Linked DNA regions of Homo sapiens: region 2 is linked to region 1. Evidence: chromatin loops called from intact Hi-C (ENCODE). Cell type or tissue: right lobe of liver. All regions are shown on one strand.

The links. Hi-C counts contacts between places; a loop is a spot of excess contacts. Peaks named below come from ENCODE experiments on the same cell type or tissue, not always from the same donor. Only the 100,000 strongest peaks of a DNase experiment are listed, where the experiment ranks them.
Region 2: it touches region 1 in a loop (4-fold over the local background); 4 of 110 quality-filtered maps call a loop at or near these places.

Annotation. Positions count from the first base shown.
Region 1 is chr10:101,843,417-101,851,416 of GRCh38, forward strand. It overlaps KCNIP2 (potassium voltage-gated channel interacting protein 2), which reads right to left and starts at 384. Exons shown (of 10, transcript NM_173191.3): 1 at 80-384. The coding sequence starts at 152. ARMH3 (armadillo like helical domain containing 3) reads right to left here. Exons shown (of 26, transcript NM_024541.3): 25 at 6,360-6,476; 26 at 2,183-4,204. The coding sequence ends at 4,112. RefSeq lists an enhancer at 1-401 and a silencer at 357-606. In right lobe of liver, a CTCF peak has its summit at 246 (motif pointing left); no DNase peak of the experiment used is centred here; H3K4me3 peaks cover 583 bases; H3K27ac peaks cover 2,136 bases.
Region 2 is chr10:101,972,935-101,980,934 of GRCh38, forward strand. It overlaps ARMH3 (armadillo like helical domain containing 3), which reads right to left. Exons shown (of 26, transcript NM_024541.3): 20 at 2,278-2,366. Among named protein-coding and RNA genes, the nearest start is that of ARMH3, 79 kb to the right of the region's middle. RefSeq lists an enhancer at 673-822. In right lobe of liver, no CTCF peak of the experiment used is centred here; no DNase peak of the experiment used is centred here; H3K27ac peaks cover 1,683 bases.

The sequences.
Region 1 (8,000 bases):
GGCCGGGGTCGGAGAGGCGGAAGGGTCTGGAGGAATGGAATCCACCCTCCCTCCCGCGACCCCCACGTCACTGACTCACCCGTGAGCTGGTCGTAGGAGCCGTCCAGGTCTCGGGAATCGGACAAACTCTCCTTGCGGCCCTGGCCCCGCATGGCCCCCGGCGCCCCGCTCCCGCCCGGGCCGTGGGAGGGGGCGCCGGGTGGCCGGGATAGGGCGCTCACACGGCGCCCCCTGGCGGCCTACTGTGCTGTCGGGGCTGGGGAAGTCCGGGCTGAGGCTGAGTCTGGGAATGGGCCCGGGGTCTGAGGTCTACCCGGAGGTCCTGGAGCAGGAGAGGGAACACTAGGCAGCAGGTGAGCGCAGAGCCGGAGGCAGAGCGGAGCTGAGCGCGGAGCCGAGCCGAGCTGCCTCTCTCCTCCCGCCCCCTCCCCGCGGCTGTCACCGCCTCCTCCCCTCTTTGGCGCTGCCGGGATTGGCTCCCCCTACCCCCGCCCCCCACCCTTTGCAGCCCGGGGGAGGCACCCGGTGAAAGGGTGAACTGCAAAGTGCGGGGAAGGAGACTAGCTCCCCAGCAATCTGCCCCTAAAGCAGAAGTCACGGGGCTTGGCGGGGGGGGGGGGTGGGGGAGGAGGAGAGCGCGGGACAGAAGAGCCCCACTGAGAGGAGGAAACCCCGCCCCCAATTCTCAGGCACCCCGTCCCCCTTCGTCAACACAGTTCTGGCTGAGGCAGAGCCTGGGGTATCATATCTGAGTCCCCGCTCCGTTTGTCTCCATGTCAGCCTGTATTTTCTCTGTTGTTCCTCCTCCCGTGTATGCGTCTCTCGTGGTCCCAGACAGTCCCCACCGTGCTTAAAGCAGGTTAGGGATGCAAAGGAAGAGTCAACCCAGCCTCTAATATTAGCAGGCTCATCGTGGGCCAATGGACTACTGTTTCATCTTCTCTCAAGTTCCAGAAGGACCCCAACTCTCACCCACTCCAGGACCCCGTCTCTGGAACCTATTCACTCTCAGGGTGCCTCCTTCACTGATCTAATGAACCCCATAGGCCGACTAGGAAGATAAAAAAACTAGTGAACCAGGTCAGTTTCTCAAGACATCCTTGCTCTTTTGTTCCTCCCCTGCAGCAACTTTTCTGCCCTTCTCTTTTGTCACCTGTCCTGTCCTAGATTCCTTGTTTTCCAGCAGATATGGGGAGCAACTGACAGGTTTGGGGATCCAAGTCAGGATACAGAGTAGGAAAGAAATGCCCTTGTTATGAAACCCCTTCCTTAAGATTAGCTCCTTTCCAAAGGCAGGGCTAGCACGGAAGCTGGGCTGCCTCATCTCCCAGGAATGGATCCTGAGTGTTTTGAGCGTCACAGGTCTGACCTTCCTCAGGATGCTTCCTGGGCTCCACACCCAAAAGCCCCCCAACCCGTTGCTATGAGGATGAGGGGACCTTGTCTGGTGGGTCCAAAGGAGTGACCTGTTAAGACCAAAAACTTTAAAGTGACTCAAGCACACTTAATCTCTTCAATTGGCTTTAATTTCCAACCACTTGATTTAATCAACCCAGCAGGAATTGTGGCGGGAGTTCAGGCCTAAGAGGGGGACAAGTGGCTGAGGGTAAGATTGTCTTTAGGAGCAATGCCCTGCGCTTGGATCTCCCTTGGCTCTGGAGGAGGCTCCACAGACCTGGTATAGAGGCTGGGCATAGAAAGTGCTTGGGCAGCTCCTGTTAAGGTTGATTTCCAGGAGAGAATGGGCACTCTCGTTTGGAGTTCTGGGATAGGTATATGTGAATAAACTGGTCAAGAGAAGGGCCTTTACAATGGAGGGCAAGGAGCCCTCTGCTTAGTGCCCCATGCCCTAGACCTGTCCTCATTCACTTGGAGGAAAGGCTGGCAGGAATCCGTAAGTGGCCAAATGGGTTGGCTTGCCTCCTCAATACCACTAAGTTTGGAGATAAGGGAACTAACTCTCTTCTCCCTCCTTCTACCCAGAGGACAAGAGAGGTTACAGCTCTCCGAACCCAACTGACCTCTACTAGGGCCAGGAGACTCAGAGGAAGGAGGAGAGTTCACAAGGGCAGGTAGGGGTCCCCTAGCCAGATGGCAGCAGCACCTAGGAGATTACCTTACCTCTATCTTTGAGGAATGAGTCTGGGCAACAGAGATTAAGGAAAAAAAAAGCAACACTAAAGACAGTCCCACACAAATCAATTTTTAATAATTTCAACTTGCCACCAGCTCCAAATCCAGCTGCCTTGGGGATTTATCACCAGGGAAAACACTAAATGCCCCAGGCTGAGCTATCCATCCAGTGATCAGATGACCCAGCCTGTGATCTCTTAAGAACCTACATCTACACATGGCAGCCTGTTAGTGGCTTCTCTGGAACTAGTGCATAGCTGCTCAATGTTAGAGCCAGAACTCTGGTTCCCAGGGAGGGCGAGTATCCCAAAGAGATTTGAGGTTAAATGGATGGCAGTCCAGGTGGTCCCAGACATGCTCTCACTGCTGAATTCCTGCACTTACTCCTAGAATATACCAGTGCTGTTTGCTCCCGCCATCCTGAGGGCTTTAGAAAGTGCTTTAAAAAGGGAGGATCTCGAAGCAGCAGCTATTTCAGAGGCAGCTGTTGGGAAAGCCTATAGTGGTTCCATGGAGGCTATCCAAGGGAGGAACCACAAGCCAACTCCCCATAAGTCAGGAGATTTGCCTGTGGCCCCACCCAGAATCTGAGCGGACAGAATGGAGGCCTTATGCATGATGCTCACCTGGCCTGTTTCAGATGGAGGGCACCCTACCCCCAGAAAGTTCTCTCCCTCCCAGGCACTAGACCATGACAGGAATAGATTCCTCCCCAGAGGAAATTCTCAGGCAGGTTGGATGTAAACAACAGCAGGGTAAGGGGGTGGAACACGTGGAGGGGAGCTCAGCAGAGGCAGGAGAGGCTGCCAGAGGAGGGGGGGCTAAGGGAGGTGGGGGAGCTGCTGGAAAGGGAACCAGCAAAGTAGGCACCTTGAGGGCTCCAGAAAGCCTGTCAATGTTTATTTCATACACACCCTAAAGACAGTAAAGCAGATTAGAAATTAAAAGTTAAGGTGGTGACCCTATTGTGCTGATGAGTCAAATGGGCCAGAAGAAGGGGAAAGCTAACGGTACTCCTGGTGCCAAAACTAAAATTCAAAAGGCGGTGACTGGACAGCAGAGCACTGGGCAGATTCTCATCTCCAGTTTTCCCAGAGAAGTCAATTCTGAATTCAGAAAATAGGAAAACTGGCTGGGTGTGGTGGCTCACGCCTGTAATCCCAGCACTTTGGGAGGCCAAGGTGGGTGGATCATGAACTCAGGATATTGAGACCATCCTGGGTAACATGGTGAAACCCCATCTCTACTAAAAATACAAAAAATTAGCCGGGCGTGGCACACGCTCCTGTAGTCCCAGCTACTCGGGAGGCTGAGGCAGGAGAATCGCTTGAACCCAGGAAGCGGAGGCTGCAGTAAAGCCGAGATCACGCCACTGCATTCCAGCCTGGGCGACAGAGTGAGACTCCGTCTCAGAAAAAAAAGGAAAAAGGTACCCTATTCCTATCTTACCCTAAATCTGAGCCAAAGGTCCCGATGACTGGACAAAGTGCCAGTGCAGGCAGGGGACACAGATTTCAAGCCAAGCACAGCCCCAGGCCCAAAGGAAGCAGGATGTAGCTCCAGCTATATCTGAGAGTTGATCTGTTTTCAGAAGCCGAGCAGAGCCACTGACTTTCAGGGTGCTGGCATTACCCTGAGGCTTGCCTCACCAGCTCCCGAAAATTAGTCAGTAGCTACAGCTTGTAACCTCAAGATTGGAAATGTGAGGGGCTGTTTAGGGAGCCCACTCTGGAAGTCCCCACATTCCTGGAGGCCTCTCCCCACTGTGCCCACCCATTCCTCCCCAAATAAGATTATCCCTGGCTTGACCCTCCTGCCCCTGCTGCCCAAGCTCCATTGAAGTGCGGTCTTCACCAAGAGAACTTGGTATCTGTGTTTCTCTCCAACCTCGGGGGCAGCCCCCTCTCCCCTCGCTCCCCCTCCAGCCCATGATCCTCATGGGTAAGGGCAGTCAGAGGCTGCTCAGGTAGGCGTGGCCTCAGGAGATAGTGGAGAACTCCTTGAGCAGGACTTCTTGGCTGAGTGTGTGGAAGGCCAGGTTTCTCCGGACGTTGGTGCTAATGGATCGAACCTGGGAAAGGGTAGTTGGGGAAGGTGGGAGGGCGCAGCCAGAGAGAAAACAGGAGAGAGTCAGTTCTAAACGGCAGAGGACAGTGCCTGCTACACGGGGCACTAGAAGTCTCTCTCTTAGGAAATGAACCCTTAACAGCTATTATCCCTGCAGGCAAATGAGCAAACAGTTCCTTGACAGCAGGGAAGGAGAGAAGAGGGGTGGACAGGAACAAACTCTGGAGGATGTAAGAAGAGCATCTGGGCTCCTGGGGAGGTAGAAGCAGGCACAGACAAGAAAGGAGGGCTGAGGCTGACATCTGTCTCTGCTTTGGCTATGCAGAAGGGGGACTGGGCTGCTCAGTGATCTGATGGAGGAGGAGAAACTGAGGCCAGAAGACTCATGCTCTAGCACCACCTCTCTTTAGATGTGTTTCTAGTCTCTTCACTCTCCCTTTGGATTTATTTACATTTTGGGGTTAGAAGGAGCATTTAGAGATGCAGTCCTTTTCTGGCACAGATGGCAAGAGTAGGATCCAAGGAGGCCAATTTCAATGGCCAGGGCCAGGTGACATTGCTAGTGAGTCCCAGCTTGGGAGCAGGGCCGAGGGTTCTTAACTCCTAGTCTAGCACTCCTTCTAAAGATGCCTGCCCACTCGAGAGGAAAGTCTGGGGCGTATCCTTGCTGTGTGCCCACTGCTCACCTCACATACTCTCTACCCACAGAACCCTAACCCAGTGTTGCCTGGGTCAGCAGGGTAAAAGCCTGTAGAGAAAGGGTCAGAGGGCCCAAGTCCCTACTCTGAGAGGGTTCCAAGAGGAATCTGGCAGACTCTTCAAGGAGATTTCCCCACAGGAAATAGCTGTGTAGATTGCCTGAGAAACAAAAAGGGGAAGGAGGAGGAGAGTGTGTCTGCCCTGGGCCCCAAAGTCTCAGGAGCTTTCCTTCAATTTCTGCTATGCTATAGGAAACTTAATGAAGTCATCAGGAAGGAAGCAGAGGAAAGGGCAGCATGGCAAACAGCAGGAAACTTGAGCTCATTAGCTCCAAACTGGACCAGACCCTCTTTGCTCCCCTGTGCCAGGGGAACAAATATGAGCAGAACTGAGTAAGGCCGTGGTGAGTGTCTCAGAGCCTCGAGACACCGCTCCCGTAACCCTCTCCAGCTCCTCACAGATTGCTCTCTGTTAACCATTTGCTCCCAGAACTTCCTCCACATCAACTTAAAGACTTGCCAACCATCCCATAAAAATGTTCCACTCTGCTATCACTTTACACTAATGGTTTCTGTGTTCCAAACTAACTCACCCCAGAGCATGTCTTCCTGACCCTGTGGAAGTCCAAAATCCTGAGGAATGTCATGTCAGGATCAGAGTTGGGCTGTGTTTAGCACAAGACAAACGATCTAATACGCAGTGCCTTCACCACAATTGGCATGGGGTAAGTAAAAGCTGAGCTGACGCAAGTTCAGCCCCAGCAGAGGGAGGTCTAAGGACAGGGGAAGTGGGTACAGAGGCCTGCAGGTCCTGGTCTCAGTCCCCAGCCAGGATGTTTGTGTAAACCAAGCTGGTAGGGTTACAGGACTGCAGGGGGGCTGAGCTTTTCTTGAGAACAGCTCAGAGTACAGGGCAGGAAAGGGACCATCAATAGGGCTAGCTCTGTGGAGACACTGACTGGGAACTTAAGTAGGAGGCAGAGCAAATGCTCATGGCTCCAAGTGCCCAAGGGTGGGGGCTGCAGGAAGCTAAGTGATTGGAAAGCAGGGAATGGAGACTGGAGAACTAGATTGGGAGGGGACTCAGACCAGCGGCCAGTTAGGAGTTTAGGAAGACGTGATTCCATAAGAAGGGGAAGAATTAATTACTTTTATTAGTTGCCCTGAGGACAGGTTAAGGAATAATGAGCCAGATCTGCTGCTGGGAACACACGTCAAACCCCAGGCCCAGCTGGAGCTGTGCAAGGGCTGTCTCCATGGCTGCAAAGGAGAAGTAGGCAATACTACCTCGAATAGCATCTTCTCTTACTGCCTGGTACAATGGGGGAGAGAAGTTGCATACCCCATCCCAGCAGACCCCTCAAGTCTTGTTTTATCTGCAGATAAACTGCAGATAAACTGCAGAACCCAGTGGCTGGGGGCGGGCCCCTAAGACACAGGCAGAGGCGGTGGGGCACTCACCAGCTCTTTGAAGAAGGCAGCTTCCTTGTGCTGCTCTGAGTAGCGCTCATACTGGTCCAGGCCATCCTGCAGCTTCAGCGTGAGCGTGTCATAGTTGGCTCTCACCACCTCCAGCACCTGGAGGACATCAAGGGCCAGGCAGGGCTTAGGCCATGCAAATCCCACAACCCTGAGCCCCATTCTGCTGATCTACTGGGTTGGGTTTGGTCTGTGACAACACCCCCAAGAAACCTTGCTTATTACTTATCTTCCAGAAAACAGCCTGGCTACAGGGAGCGATGCCTCAGGTTTCTGGGACCACTTTCTCTCTCTCTCTTTTTTTTTTTTTTTTTTTTTTTTTGAGACTGAGTCTTGCTCTGTCGCTCAGGCTGGAGTACAGTGACGTGATCTCAGTTCACTGCAACCTCTGCCTCCCAGGTTCAAGCGATTCTCCTGCCTCAGCCTCCCGAGTAGCTGGGACGACAGGGGCACATCACCACACCTGGCTGTTTTTTATATGTTTTAGTAGAGATGGTGTTTCGCCATGTTGGCCAGGCTGGTCTCGAACTCCTGACCTCAGGTGATCCACCTGCCTTGGCCTCCCAAAGTGCTGGGAGTACGGGTGTGAGCCATTGAGCCTGGCCAACTTTCTAATCTCTCTCTCTCTCTTTTTTTTTTTTTCCTTTTTGAGACAGAGTCTCACTCTGTCGCCCAGGCTGGAGTGCAGTGGTGCAATCTCAGCTCACTGCAACCTCTGCCTCCTGGGTTCAAGCAATTCTCATGCCTCAACCTCCTGAGTAGCTGGGATTACAGGTGTGTGCCATCATGCCCGGCTAATTTTTGTATTTTTAGTAGAGATGTGATTTCTCCATGTTGGCCAAGCTGGTCTCTAACTCCTGAACTCAGTTGATCCACCAGACTTGACCTCCAAAAGTGCTGGGATTACAGGCGTGAGCCACTGCACCCACCGCGACTTTCTCATCTCTTCTATTCCCTGCCTTTCCTGACCAGCCCAGCCTGGCCACCAAGTCTGTTTACTCTGAGTACGGCAAAAGAGCATGAGAAGAGGTTACAGAACAGTGAGCATCTCAGCTCACCAATATCCCTGACACCACAAATGTGCTCTCAGCCTTATCCTGAAGCTTTCCCTGGCCAGGCTGTCACAGTTGCTGAGTAAGACTTTGCCAATGTCTCCTTCCTTCTCCCGTTCTGGGAACCACATTTCTTCAGTCTTGGGATGTTCCTCAGCACCATCTGCTACTTGTTTTCATTGCTCAGTGCCAACTCAGTCTTCTTATCCAGTGCCTGGATTGAACTTTAGGGCATCCCAGCCTTTGGGTATAGGGTACGCTTTCAAGACTAAGCTAGAGCCTTTATTCTGTGGGGTTTTTCTCCCACAACATCTCTCTGATTTTCTATGCGGGGAGGATTCAGACTTCCACTGACTCCAGGAAACTTGACTATCTGTGGTTACAGAAAGAAGGGACTGTTCATAGCCAGGCCAGATGTGACTTCAGCTTGTAAGATCATGAATCAAAGGCAAGGACAATCAGGGGAGAGGCACTACACATCAAATCAGAAGTGAGCTAGGAAGAAAGGGGAGACCAAGAAAGGGGATGATCATTCACTCTGATCATCGGAGTGAAGTTGATCTGACCTGGA
Region 2 (8,000 bases), 130 kb after region 1:
GTTCTGAAAGACATAACGTCAACTGACCAACACAGAATAAAGAATGGCCTTCTTCTTCACCATTTCCTAGTGAGAAGAAAAAAATGCTGAGTCAGAAAAGATAAATATAAAAGACATTTTTAAATCTCTTTCAAAGATAATCGCAGCCAGGCATGGTGACTCACGTCTGTAATCCTAGCACTTTGGGAGGCCGAGGTGGGCGGATCACAAGGTCAGGAGTTCGAGACCATCCTGCCTAACACGGTGAAACTCCGTCTCTACTAAAAATCCAAAAAAAATTAGCCAGGCCTGGTGGTGGGTGCCTGTAGTCCCAGCTACTCAGGAGGGTGAGGCAGGAGAATGGTGTGAACCCGGGAGGCGGAGCTTGCAGTGAACCGAGATCATGCCACTGCTCCAGGCTGGGCGACAGAGCGAGACTCCGTCTCAAAAAAAAAAAAAAAAAAAGAAAAAAGATAATCGCTTGTTTAAGCAAAAATGAGGGCAATGTATTCTAGAGTTTATGACACATGTAAAAAGTAAAATGCATGACTATAATAACACAAAGAACACTTCATACCAATAAAAGTGTCGATTCATCAAGAGAGCAGAGGATACAAAATGGGGATAGGAGGAGAATAACAGGAAGCCCTGAGTCTCAGGAGACAGACCAGAACGAAGAATAGAAGGCAATGTGGACAAGACAATGGAACAGGATAATGAGGAAGAGGACAACAGATCACGAGAATGAGAGAAAAGCCACAGAGATCACAGAGGCCAGAGATAGAATAGCTAGGACAAAAAGGAAAGAAAATAGAATGAAAGAGAAAGTAAAACCAGAAGGGAATCAGAAGATGCAGGCGGAAACAACTACTACTACCACCTTGTTTAGTACTACAATGTGTAATTTCATTCAAGTTATAGACATAAACCATGTGTACTTATTATAAATCCAACAACTATACCAACATCTGAAGATCTGCATCATTATTGTGTTTTCTCTTTAATCCTATGCTTTTAGAGCCTAACAATCATACAACTATCCATAGGCAGCAATAATAGTCCTTTATATTAAAAGGAGGTGTTGCTACCTAAGAAATTCTACTGTTGGTCATTTCCATCTCTTTTGATCTCTCTTTAACTCTCCTGACATTCTTTCAATCTCAACCTCTCACACAATCATACTCTCCTCTCCTAAAATATCAAAATGCCACTATTGCCACTTAATGTTATTCTCCTACTCCCCCTTTACCACCATAGGCAGTAACTGCAAAAACTTGCTAATCCATTAACTAAAGATCTCTACTTCCCATTATGGAGGACTAAATTTAGAAAGCCAAACTGGGTTGGGAGGAAATCATGTGTCACAACGAATGAGATGAATTCCATGGAAGGGGGCTGGGTTACTGGCCTGTTTCTTATAAAGGCTCTGACACTAACACACCCTATTCTGCTGAAAATACAGAGCAGCTCTCCCATGGGTGGGCAACCCTTCATCACTGTAATCATCTGGAGAAGATTTTATTGTACCATCAGGTCTCAAAAGCCACAGGACCTAGTAGCAAGCAACTGCCTCAGGGAACATGTCTCCTCTGCTTTCCTGAAACCTCCAACTTAGTCACACAAAAGAAAGGGGTGGCAAGCCAGCATTAATTGTACCCTTAGAGAAGAGGCACTTCCCCCCTGCAGGGGTAGCAGTGACTTTACTGGGCTACCAAATGGTTAGAAAGACAAAAGTAAACACTGTAATTTGCTGTTTTGTCTCTGGCACAGGGGGAGTGGTACAAGTGACACTGTCTGTAAACAGTAATAATGCCAGATGTAACACAAAGAACAGGATTCCCGCATCTCCCCACCCCGTCCCCATCCCTCCATCTCTCCCTATGACATTCCTGAAGAAACACACAGAAGCCTCCCTACAGTCCATATGCGGCTATCAAATGAAACCGAGTGAGAACCCAAGTTTGTACCGACTCCTCCTACCTCATTCTTACTCAAAGGAAGATTTATTGGAACACAAGAAATACTCAATTGTTTTTACCAGTTGACAAAAAATATAGGAAGGGGAAGGAACAAGGGACAAAGTAAAGAATAGACATGTGACACACCCAGGTCTGGATTCGAAAAAAGCTAAAACGTAAAAAAAAAAAAAAAAAAAAAAAAAGACAAAAAGAGTAACTGAAAATAAAGGCAACCTAAACAAACCAAAAGGTTAAAAAACAAAAAATCCACCTTGAGCCCAGGCCTAGGGGCTCAAAAAAGGTATAGAAAAAGGAAGATGAATTCAAGAGAGAAAGTTACCTGACCAGAGCTCCCGCCAGGTGTAATGCAGGCGTACCCGACACTTCTTCTGGTAGCAGAGCAGTTTGTGTACTACCTGGATGCAGCGTCTGTAACAGGGAAAGCAAAAAATGAGGGTAAGCCTGAGAATATAGTGCAACTCACCAGAGATCCCTTCTTAGTGAGCCAGCTTTGCTAAGGCCACTAAAGACACTGGATATGAATATGTATACATGCAAAAAAATATACAAAACTTCTGGCCGGGCATGGTGGCTCACACCTGTAATCCTAGCACTTTAGGAGGCCAAGGCAGGTAGATCATTTGAGGCTAGGAGTTCAAGACCAGCCTGGCCAACATGGCAAAACCCCATCTCTACTAAAAGTACAAAAAAAAGCCTGGCGTGGTGGTGCACGCCTGTAATCCCAGCACTTTGGGAGGCCGAGGCAGGCAGATCACAAGGTCAGGAGTTTGAGACAAGCTTGGCCAATATGGTGAAACCCCATCTCTACTAAAAATACAAAAATTAGCTGGGTGTGGTGACATGTACCTGTAGTCCCAGCTACTCGGTTGAGGCAGAAGAATCACTTGAACCCAGGAGGCAGATGTTGCAGTGAGTCGAGATCGTGCCACTGCACTCCAGCCTGGGCAACAGAGCGAGATTACATCTCAAAAAAAAAAATAGGCTGGGCACGGTGGCTCACGCCTGTAATCCCAGCACTTTAGGAGGCCGAGGCGGGCAGATCACGAGGTCAGGAGATCAAGACCATCCTGGCTAACAAGGTGAAACCCTGCCTCTACTAAAAATATACAAAAAATTAGCGGGGTGTGGTGGCGGGCGCCTGTAGTCCCAGCTATTCGGGGAGGGCAGGGGGGTGGCTGAGGCAGGAGAATGGCATGAACCCAGGAGGTGGAGCTTGCGGTGAGCCAAGATCACGCCATTGCGCTCCAGCCTGGGTGACAGAGTGAGACTCTGTCTCAAAAAAAAAAAAAAAAAAAAAAAAAGCCAGGTGCAGTGGCATATGCCTGTAGACCCAGCTACTCAGGAGGCTGAGGCAGGAGAATCGCTTGAACCTAGGAAGCAAAGGTTGCAGTGAACCAAGATCGGGCCACTGTACTCCAGCCTGAGCGAAAGGGCAAGACTGTCTCAAAAAAAAAAAAAAGAACTTCTGCCTTCTTCTAGTAGATTAATCAATCTCTCTCTCTCTCTCTCTCTCTCTCTCTCACACACACACACACGCAATCACATACTGCTTGTGCTACCCATTCCCCTTATCAATGGGAAAAGGGTGCTATAACTACTTATAAGTCAATAATCAATTAGGCGCCACTGACGTCTTTCCCTTGAGTACCTTTCCAGGGGAAAAGGATAAACCAGTGGGTCACAATTAAACTATTCTACTCAAAGTGGTATAGTGACATGGAATGCAAAAACACAAAAGTAAAGACCTTAACTCTCTGTATCTATCTGAATGTGGTTTTTATTTAAATTAAATTTTTAATTAAATATATAATTTAAGATACCAGTCTTACTTATAAATAAAATCTATTAAAAAATTAGCTGGGCATGGTGGCACAAGCCTATACTCCCAGCCACCCTGTAGGCATGCACCACCATAGCCGGCTAATTTTTTTTTGTACTTTTAGTACAGATGGGTTTCACCATGTTGGCCAGGTTGGTCTAGAACTCCTGGCCTCAAGTGATCCACCTGCCTTGACCTCCCCAAGTTCTGGGATTACAGGCACGAGCCACCATGCTCAGCCAGAAGTTCTGTTTCTTTTTCTTTCTTTTCCTTTCTTTTCTTTTTTTTGCTGCAAACTGTAAAATTTAAATTCTATTTATATTAAAAGTTAAATTAAAAATGCAGTTTGTCAGTTGTGCTAACCACCTTTCAAGTGCTCAATAGCTACATGTGGCTAATGGCTACTATAGTGAACACAAAAAAATATAGAACTTTTCTATTATCACAAAAGTTTCTACTGGACAGCATTCTGCTAGATCATTGGAATATTCAGGGTTATTCACATCTCAATGACATATATGTTTCTGAGAGTATTTCCAAATAAGCAGTTAGTAGCTTGAGGTTAAGATAAATGATATTTTTAAAAATTATAAACCTACCAAAAACATTTTTTTCATCTCTGACTGAGATAGGATTTTGAAAGGTTAAAAAGCCAGACGAAATTATAAAGGTAAATACTGATGAAACTTACTTCCTAAAAATACAAATAATTTAATAAAAAAAAATTCAATGATTAAAATTAAATGGCAAACTACATGGGAAATTACATTTGCAACAAATGATATAATAGAGTTACTATGTTTAATATATAGAAGTTTATATACATAGATGATAAAAACAGTGTCCTTTGCTATAGTCTGAATGTTTGCCCTCTCTCTAACTCATGTTGAAACGTAATTGCAAATGTAATATTATTAAAAGGCAGGGCCTTTAAGAGGTGACTGGGTCATGAGGGCTCTGCCCTCAGGAATAGATTAATCCACTCATGGGTTAATGGATTAATGGGTTATCATGAGAGTGGGTTAGTTATCATGAGAGTAAGTCTGTTATATAAGCCAGTCTGGCTTTCTCTCCTGAGCCCCCTCACCATACAATACCTTGCACCACCTTGGGACTCTACAGAGTGTCCCCATCAGCAAGAAGATCCTCACCCAGATGTAGCCCCTAGAACTTGGACTTCCTAGTCTTCAGAACTGTGAACCTAAATAAATTTCTTTTCTCTATAAATTTTTCAGTCTCAGGTATTCAGTTATAGCAACAGCAAACAGACTAAGACAACCTCTAACAACAAAGATAGGCCAAGGAAACAGTCAACAAATTCCTCCATCTCCCAAAAAAGGGGAACAGGGAAAGTCAACATTTTTCTATAATGTTCAACTTCATTTTTAAAAGGCATATTAAAACATGATTCTACTTTTGCATATCAAATGAACATAGATTTCATGCTTACAAAGAAACAGCATTCATAATAAAAGAAAACTGGAAACAACTATGGAAAGAACATTTGATGCCAGGAGAAGAGCAAGTAAATCATTACACACATGTTCCAGATTGACATCTGTCCCCCAAAATTCATATGGTGAATTATAAATACACATCAATTCCTCTAGCTAGTGTCTCTGGCTCTCACATCACAGAGGGAAGTTAATAGTAGAGAAATTAGAACCCTCAAAGAATATTGATAAAAATAAAAATAGTACAACCACTTTGGAAAAGTCTGGAGTTTCTCAAAATGTTAGATACAGAGCTACCACATAACCCAGCAATTCCACTACTAGGTGTATACAAAAGAAAAACACAAACAGGCTAGGTGCAGTGGCTCACATCTGTAATCCCAACACTTTGGGAGGCCAAGGCAGGAGGATCACTTGAAGCCAGAAATTTCAGACCAGCCTGGGGAACAAAGCAGAATCCCATGTCTACAAAAATTAAAAACTAAAAAAATTAGGCCAGGCGCAGTAGCTCATGCCTTGTAATCCCAGCACTTTGGGAGGCCAAGGTGTGTGGATCATGAGGTCAGGAGTTCAAGACCAGCCTGGCCAACATGGTGAAACATCGTCTCTACTAAAAATACAAAAAATTAGCTGGGCGTGGTGGCAGGCGCCTGTAATCCCAGCTACTCAGGAGGCTGAGGCAGAGAATTGCTTGAACCCGGGAGGTCGAAGTTGCAGTGAGCCAAGATGGCGCCACTGCACTCCAGCCTGGGCAACAAAGCGAGACACCATCTCAAAAAATAAAATTAAATTAAATTAATATAAAATAAAAATAAATAAAAATTTAAAAATAGCTGGGTGCAGTGGCATGCACCTATAGTCCCAGCTACTCAGAAGGCTGAAACAGGAGGATCGCCTGAGCTCCAGAGTTTGAAGCTATGATTGCACCACTGCACCCCAGCCCAGATAACAGAGTAAGACCCTGTCTCTAGAAAAAATAAAAATAAAACAAAATATATGTCCACACAAAAACTGGTATACAAACAGTAATGGTGGCATTCCTAATACCCAAAAAGTCTAAACAACCCAAATGTCTATCAATTAGTGAATGAATAAATACAACGATGTTGTATTCTAGACAATGAAATATTAACCATAAAAAGGAATGGCTACAACATGGATGAATATGGAAAATAGTATGCTAAATTAAATAAGTCAGTAGTAAAAATCCACATATTCTATTATTTCATTTATATAAAATGTCCAGAATAGGCAAATACATAGAGACAAAAAGTAGATTTTTTAATTTTTGTAGACATGGGTTATCTAGGCCTGAGGGAGAGGACAGAGGAAGAAATACAGAAGAGTAACTACTACTGGGTACAGGATTTCTTTATGCAAGGGTCGATTGAAAATGGTCTAAAATTAGTTTGTGGTAATAGTTGCACAACTCTGTGAATATATTTTAAAAACACTAAATTGTATAATTTAAAGCTGCTTAAAAAAAACTCTGTGGCCTACGTTTTCCAAATATTTGTCAAGATATGCAATTTACAGCTTTCACGGCAATGTTCATTTCATATATTCTATAACTAGGTATGCTTGGATTCTTGATTAAGCCATTAAATGTCCACTTTAATAGCCTATGTTAGGTGGATAAATTGATACTCTTCATTTGAGAGGATTAGCTTTTATATTTCCTATTTTCAATTTAAATTCACAAATTCAACATTCAATTAACTATGATCTCAGCCCTTAGAATCCCTAGTGTATAGAGGTTTCTAAATGGCCTAAAATGCAATGTCTTAACTAAATCCAGATTCTAAGTCTCACTTTGTCATATCCTCGCTGCCTTAAAAGTACTTAAATTAGGACTTTTTTAGTTAAGGGAGGGTTTGGTCAACCACAGGCCCAAGGCTTGGACTGTACCCCTCTGGAACTCCAGGCTCATCACACAAACCAAAAGGTTTAGAAGAAACTGTCAGACCTACCCTTTTCATTCATTCATTCAACAAATCTTGACTGTATACCAACTGAATGCTATTGCTTAAGTCTTATTATACTAAGCTATAAAGTTCCTAGAAAACTGAACCTAGGTAAACTGCTAGTTTCAGGTAAATGAAACCGGCTCCTCCTTTTGTCTTTCGGGGGTTTTGTTTTGTTTTTGTTTTTGAGATAGAGTCTCACTCTGTCACAGTGGCTGGAGTGCAGTGGCATGATCTCGGCTCACTGCAACCTCTGCCTCCTGGGTTCAAGTGATTCTCATGCCTCAGCCTCCTAAGTAGCTCGGATTACAGATGCCTGCCACCATGCCTGGCTGATTTTTATATTTTTAGTAGAGATGGGGTTTTACCATGTTGGCCAGGCTGGTCTCAAACTCCCAACGTCAGGCGGTCCGCCCACCTCAGCCTCCCAAAGTGCTAGGATTACAGGCGGGAGCCACCGTGCCCAGCCTGAGACTCTTTCAAGTTCTATGGCTATAACCCGAGACAAAGAATATCCCAAGACCCTACTGACTTTAGCAGACACCACATTAATCTGTGGGGTATCAATCTGACAGCTGACGGAATCAAGCTAAAATAGGGGTAGCTACTACTATAAAGACACATGCACATGTATGTTCACTGCAGCACTATTCACAATAGCTAAGACATGGAACCAACCCAAATGCCCATCAATGATAGACTGGATCAAGAAAATGTGGTACATATACACCATGAAATACTATGCAGCCAGAAAAAGGAATGAGATCATGTCCTTTGCAGCGACATGGATGAAGCTGGAAGCCAT